Regions from separate parts of the Homo sapiens genome. Here region 2 is linked to region 1. The links are chromatin loops, found by intact Hi-C in ENCODE. Cell type or tissue: HepG2. All regions are shown on one strand.

What was found. A loop is a pair of places that touch in the nucleus more often than their neighbours do. Peaks named below come from ENCODE experiments on the same cell type or tissue, not always from the same donor. Only the 100,000 strongest peaks of a DNase experiment are listed, where the experiment ranks them.
Region 2: a loop joins it to region 1, with 2.7 times the contacts of the local background. A loop is called at or near these places in 10 of 110 quality-filtered maps.

The regions. Positions count from the first base shown.
Region 1 is chr1:109,344,398-109,346,897 of GRCh38, forward strand. SORT1 (sortilin 1) reads right to left here. Exons shown (of 20, transcript NM_002959.7): 8 at 1,354-1,484. Among named protein-coding and RNA genes, the nearest start is that of MYBPHL, 39 kb to the left of the region's middle. In HepG2, no CTCF peak of the experiment used is centred here; a DNase peak (open chromatin) is centred at 1,154.
Region 2 is chr1:109,276,336-109,278,835 of GRCh38, forward strand. No RefSeq gene overlaps it. Among named protein-coding and RNA genes, the nearest start is that of PSRC1, 5.6 kb to the right of the region's middle. RefSeq lists enhancers at 1,090-1,839, 1,132-1,426, 1,511-1,570. In HepG2, a CTCF peak has its summit at 1,281 (motif pointing right); a DNase peak (open chromatin) is centred at 1,286.

The DNA.
Region 1 (2,500 bases):
CTGGCCAGGCCCCCTCTGGCCCCACTTTGGACTATTATTCTCTGTGCTCCCCCCATACTGCCCTTCTCCCCTTTGCTTGGATTGATCGGGCATGCTCCAGTCTGAGGGTCTCTGCACTGGCTGTGCCTCATCCTACTCTCCTCCCAGATGGCCACATGGTCAAGTTCTTGTTTCACTTAGGTCTCAGAGAGCCCATCCTAAACAGTCTGTCTAAAAGAGCACTGACTCCTGACACTTTGTTTTCTTACTGTTTTAGATTTCTTCGCGGCTTTAATTATTACCTGATACACACACACTCACATTTATATTTATTTATGAGACAGGGTCTTGTGCTGTTACCCAGGCTGGAATGCAGTGGCATGATCACAGCTCACTGCAGCCTCAACCTCCCCAGGCTCAGATGATCCTCCCACCTCAGCCTCCCAAGTAGCTGAGACTACAGGCACATGCCACCATGCCTGGCTAATTTTCTTATTTTTTGTAGAGACAGGGTTTTGTCATGTTGCCCAGGCTGGTCTTGAATTCCTGGGCTCAAGGGATCCACCCGCCTCAGCCTCCCAAAGTCCTGAGATTACAAGTGTGAGCCACTACCCCCAGCCTTCATATTTATTTTTTGAGTATTTATTTTCCCCCTTAAACATAAGTTCTGAGAGCAGGAAATTCATCTGTTTTGTTCACTGCCATATTCCTGGGACTTAGAATAGTACCTAGCATATAGTAGGCACTCAATTAATGTTATCTAATTGTATTTTTATTCTTGGATAATGAGCAAGAGATTGCTTTCTACAGATGTCCATTGTCTGAGTAATGCCCAAACACTGGATCAAAATATCCTGGCCGGGCGCGGTGGCTCACGCCTATAATCCCAGCACTTTGGGAGGCTGAGGCGGGGGGATCACCTGAGCTCAGGAGTTCAAGACCAGCCCGGCCAACATGGCAAAACCCCATCTCTACTAAAAATACAAAAATTATCCGGGTGTGGTGGTGCACACCTATAGTCCCACTTACTTGGGAGGTTGAGGCAGGTGAATTGCTTTAATCTGGGAGGCGGAGGGTGCAGTGAGCCGAGATTGCGTCACTGCACTCCAGCCTAGGCAACAGAGAGAGACTTTGTTTCAAAAAAAAAAAAAATCCCAAAAAAGATAACAGAATTCACATGGTGACAGAAGGCCAAAGTGCAGAGTAGCCTATCAGTCAATCAGCCTTTGCAAAAAGAATCACCCCTAACACTCACAGTGGTACTAAATATAACAAAAAGACAAGAAACTCTGTCAATGCCAAGTAATAAAGAGAATCTATACGAGAGATATTTGCAGAAATATCAGACCCCAAAGGGGAGAGGGCAATACCTACCTTATCAGCCATCACAGAGGCAAAAAGGAAACGTCCCCCAAGACCAAATGAGTAGATTTTCACACCAATAGTTTTGAAGCTTTTTCCCAAGTCTGAAGTTCTCCATAATTCCAGAGCCCCAAGGTCAGCTTCTTAAACAAGACAAAATATTAATTAAAATTTCACTTACTGGTGAGCCTAGTTCAAAGCAGTTGTTTTAGAATCAATCTTAATTTTATAGCTAAAGCATTTTAAATACTATGCATGTTAATCAAGTGACAACATAAAATGTGATACAGCGGCCAGGCGCAGTGGCTCATGCCTGTAATCCCAGCACTTTGGGAGGCTGAGGTGGGCGGATCACGAGGTCAGGAGATAGAGACCAAACTGGCTAACACCATGAAACCCCATCTGTACTAAAAATACAAAAAAATTTAGCCAGGCGTGGTGGTGGGCGCCTGTAGTCCCAGCTACTCGGGAGGCTGAGGCAGGAGAATGGCGTGAACCCGGGATGCAGAGTTTTCAGTGGGCAGAGATCGCGCCACTGTGCTCCAGCCTGTATGACAGAGCAAGACTCCGTCTCATAAAAAAAAAAAAAAAAAGTGATACAGCATTAGATATAGGCAATTCATATTTGTGTTTTATTTTATACATTTCAGATTTTATGCTCAATGGAAAGGTAAGAGATTACTTAATTCTAATACAGTGTTTCATAAAAACATCAAAGCCACAGCAGACGGGTGCGGTGGCTCACGCCTGTAATCCCAGCACTTTGGGAGGCCGAGCCGGGTGGATCACGAGGTCAGGAGTTCAAGACCACCCTGGCTAACACGGTGAAACCCCATCTCTACTAAAAATACAAAAAATTAGCCGGGCGTGGTGACAGGCGTCTGTAGTCCCAGCTACACAGGAGGCTGAGGCAGGAGAATGGTGTAAACCCAGGAGGCGGAGCTTGCAGTGAGCGGAGATGGCGCCACTGCACTCCAGCCTGGGCGACAGAGCAAGACTCCGTCTCAAAAAAAAAAAAAAAAAAAAGCCACAGCATGCTGCTTTACTTTCTTCATGGCACAGTTTGGAATTATCTTATCCTATTTTAAATTGTCTTGAGTTTTCTTTTCTTTTCTTTTAAGGGCTGGGGGTCTTGCCACATTGCCCAAGCTGTCCTTGA
Region 2 (2,500 bases), 68 kb before region 1:
AAAGTATATATGCTTTTTAAATTTAATAGAGGCGGGGTCTCACTATGTTGATCAGGCTGGTCTTGAATTCCTAGGCTCAAGTGATCCTCCCGCCTTGGCCTCCCAAACTGGGGTCACAGATATGAGCTACCGCATCCGGCCTAGTTCCAAGTTTTGTGTTTGTCGAAGTTCCATTCAATAAACTAGAAAGGCAGCTGGGTGCGGTGGCTCATGCCTGTAATCCCAGCACTTTGGGAGGCCGAGGTGGACAGATCACCTGAGATCAGGAGTTTGAGACTAGCCTGGGCAACATGGTGAAACTCTGTCTCTACTAAAAATACAAAAAAATTAGCTGGGTGCGGTGGTACATGCCTGTAATCGCAGCTACTCCAGGGGCTGAGACAGGAGAATCACTTGAACCTGGGAGGTGGAGATTGCAGTGAGCTGAGATCGTGCCACTGCACTCCAGCCTGGGTGACAGAGCGAGGCTCCATCTCAAAACAAACAAAAAAACTAGAAAGGGAGTTAACCTGGGGACAATATAGGGTGATGATTAAGAACACAAACCCTAGCTGGGCAGTGGTTCACGCCTGTAATCCCAATACTTTGGGAGGCCAAGGCATGTGGATCACTTGAGGCCAGGAGTTAAGAGACCAGCCTGGCCAACATGGTGAAACCCATATCTACAAAAAATACAAAAAAGCCAGCTGTGGTGGTGCATGCCTGTAGTCCCAGCTACTAGGGAGGCTGAGGTGGGAGGATGGCTCAAACCCAGGAAGTAGAGGCTGCAGTGAGCCAAGATCGCACCACTGCACTCCAGCCTGGGTAATAGAGCCAGACCTTGTCTCAAAAAAAAAAAAAAAAGGACACAAACCCTAGAACCAGACTGAATGACTTAATCTTTCTGAGCCTTAAGTTTCTCTGCCCACAAAATGAGGATGATGATAAAAGCATCCACCTAATTGAGCTTTTATGAGGATTAAGTGAGTTAACACATGTAGAGTGCTTGGAAGAGTTCATAGTACATAGTAAGAGGCCAGTAAACACTGGCTTTCTGTGTTGTTGCTACTGGGTGCAATGGAAGAGTGCACAGAGAGAAAAAGTAGAAAGCCAGGCCCAAAGGGAAGGAGACAGGCAGGTGGCTGAACAAGAAGGGCAGCCATGGCAGGAGGGCCTCCTCCCTGACTGGCACTGCTTACTGAAAGTGCTGCTGAAGCAGGTTTAGAGTGGGAGGAGGTGGGGTGGGGACAAAACTCAAGGCTGACCAAGAGGGCGAACAGGATGTGCCATGCCCTCTCCAGCCGCCAGGTGGCAACAACACATGGGTCTGCAGCTTGTTTTGCCTCTAAGGACCCACCCTGGACATGGCTCCACACAAACATGTCACCTTCTGGCCTCACCCAGGTGTGTACCTAAGCCTGCTGACCTTCCAGTGCTTCTATTGGCCCAGGAGCCACCAACAGGCCCTGCTCACTAGACACCAGTGCAGGGCGCAGCTGGGAAGCACACCTGAGGTTTCTTGCCTTACGCCAAATTTCTCCAGAGCTGAATACTCCGTGTCTGTCTGCATACCCCTTCCCTCCCACCGATTCCTGGAATCCCAGAGGCTGCGGGAGTTGCTGCAGAATTCAGGGAAAGGTGCATATCTAGGCATTGTCACTGAAGTAGGTGAATGTGCCAGGTGAACCTTGGAATCAGCCACAAAAAGGGGAAAGCAGTGATGGGCCTCTGGCTCCAGGGACAGGGCAAGGACACTTTGGTGCCTAAGTCAGGCATTTATGGCCAAATAGGCATGGGTGGGGGCACCAGCTGGCAGTCCCACTTCTCTTTGCCCACTTACCTGCTGCTTTTCTCAAGTCATGGCCTGACCTTCAGGGAGGGAAGTTTCCTCAAAACTCAGAAGGAATTGAATTGGTTCTGATTACTAGAGTTAAAGGCTGCAAAAAAAGGGAGGCCCTACACCAAATCTGTTAAACGTGTCTTTGTTATTCCTTCAACAAACACCATCTTGCACTCGAATATCTTCTGAATAAATAAACTAAATGCTCTGCTACACACAGGTCACAACACTAGGGTACTGCAGAGGTTTCCGGATCCTGACGCTCACCCCCAAGTCTAACAGGGGAGATGAGGAGAGCACAGACAACCCCAGTGATGTTAGTTGGAGCCTGACTAGGTGTTCCAGCAGCTCTGGCTGAGGTGATCAGGGAAGATGAACACCACCAAAGGGCCTTCACGTCTCACAGGGAGAGCAAACAAGAAGCTGGTGCGTTTCTAGGAGGCTCCATTATTTTGCCAGTAAAGGACATTCAAGTTTAGGATATAAATAAGAATCTACCTAGATCCTAGCTTAATAGCCTCACATACTGTGAATTAAGCTACACTTAACTTTCATCTGGACCTTCCAATGATACCTGAGACCTGGGGAAAGGCAGCCTGTCCTTGTCTAATGCCAACAAGGGGAGCAGTCACAGCCTGATAAGCTGGAATCTCAAGGCCCTAGGGCCTATTCAGGCCCCTG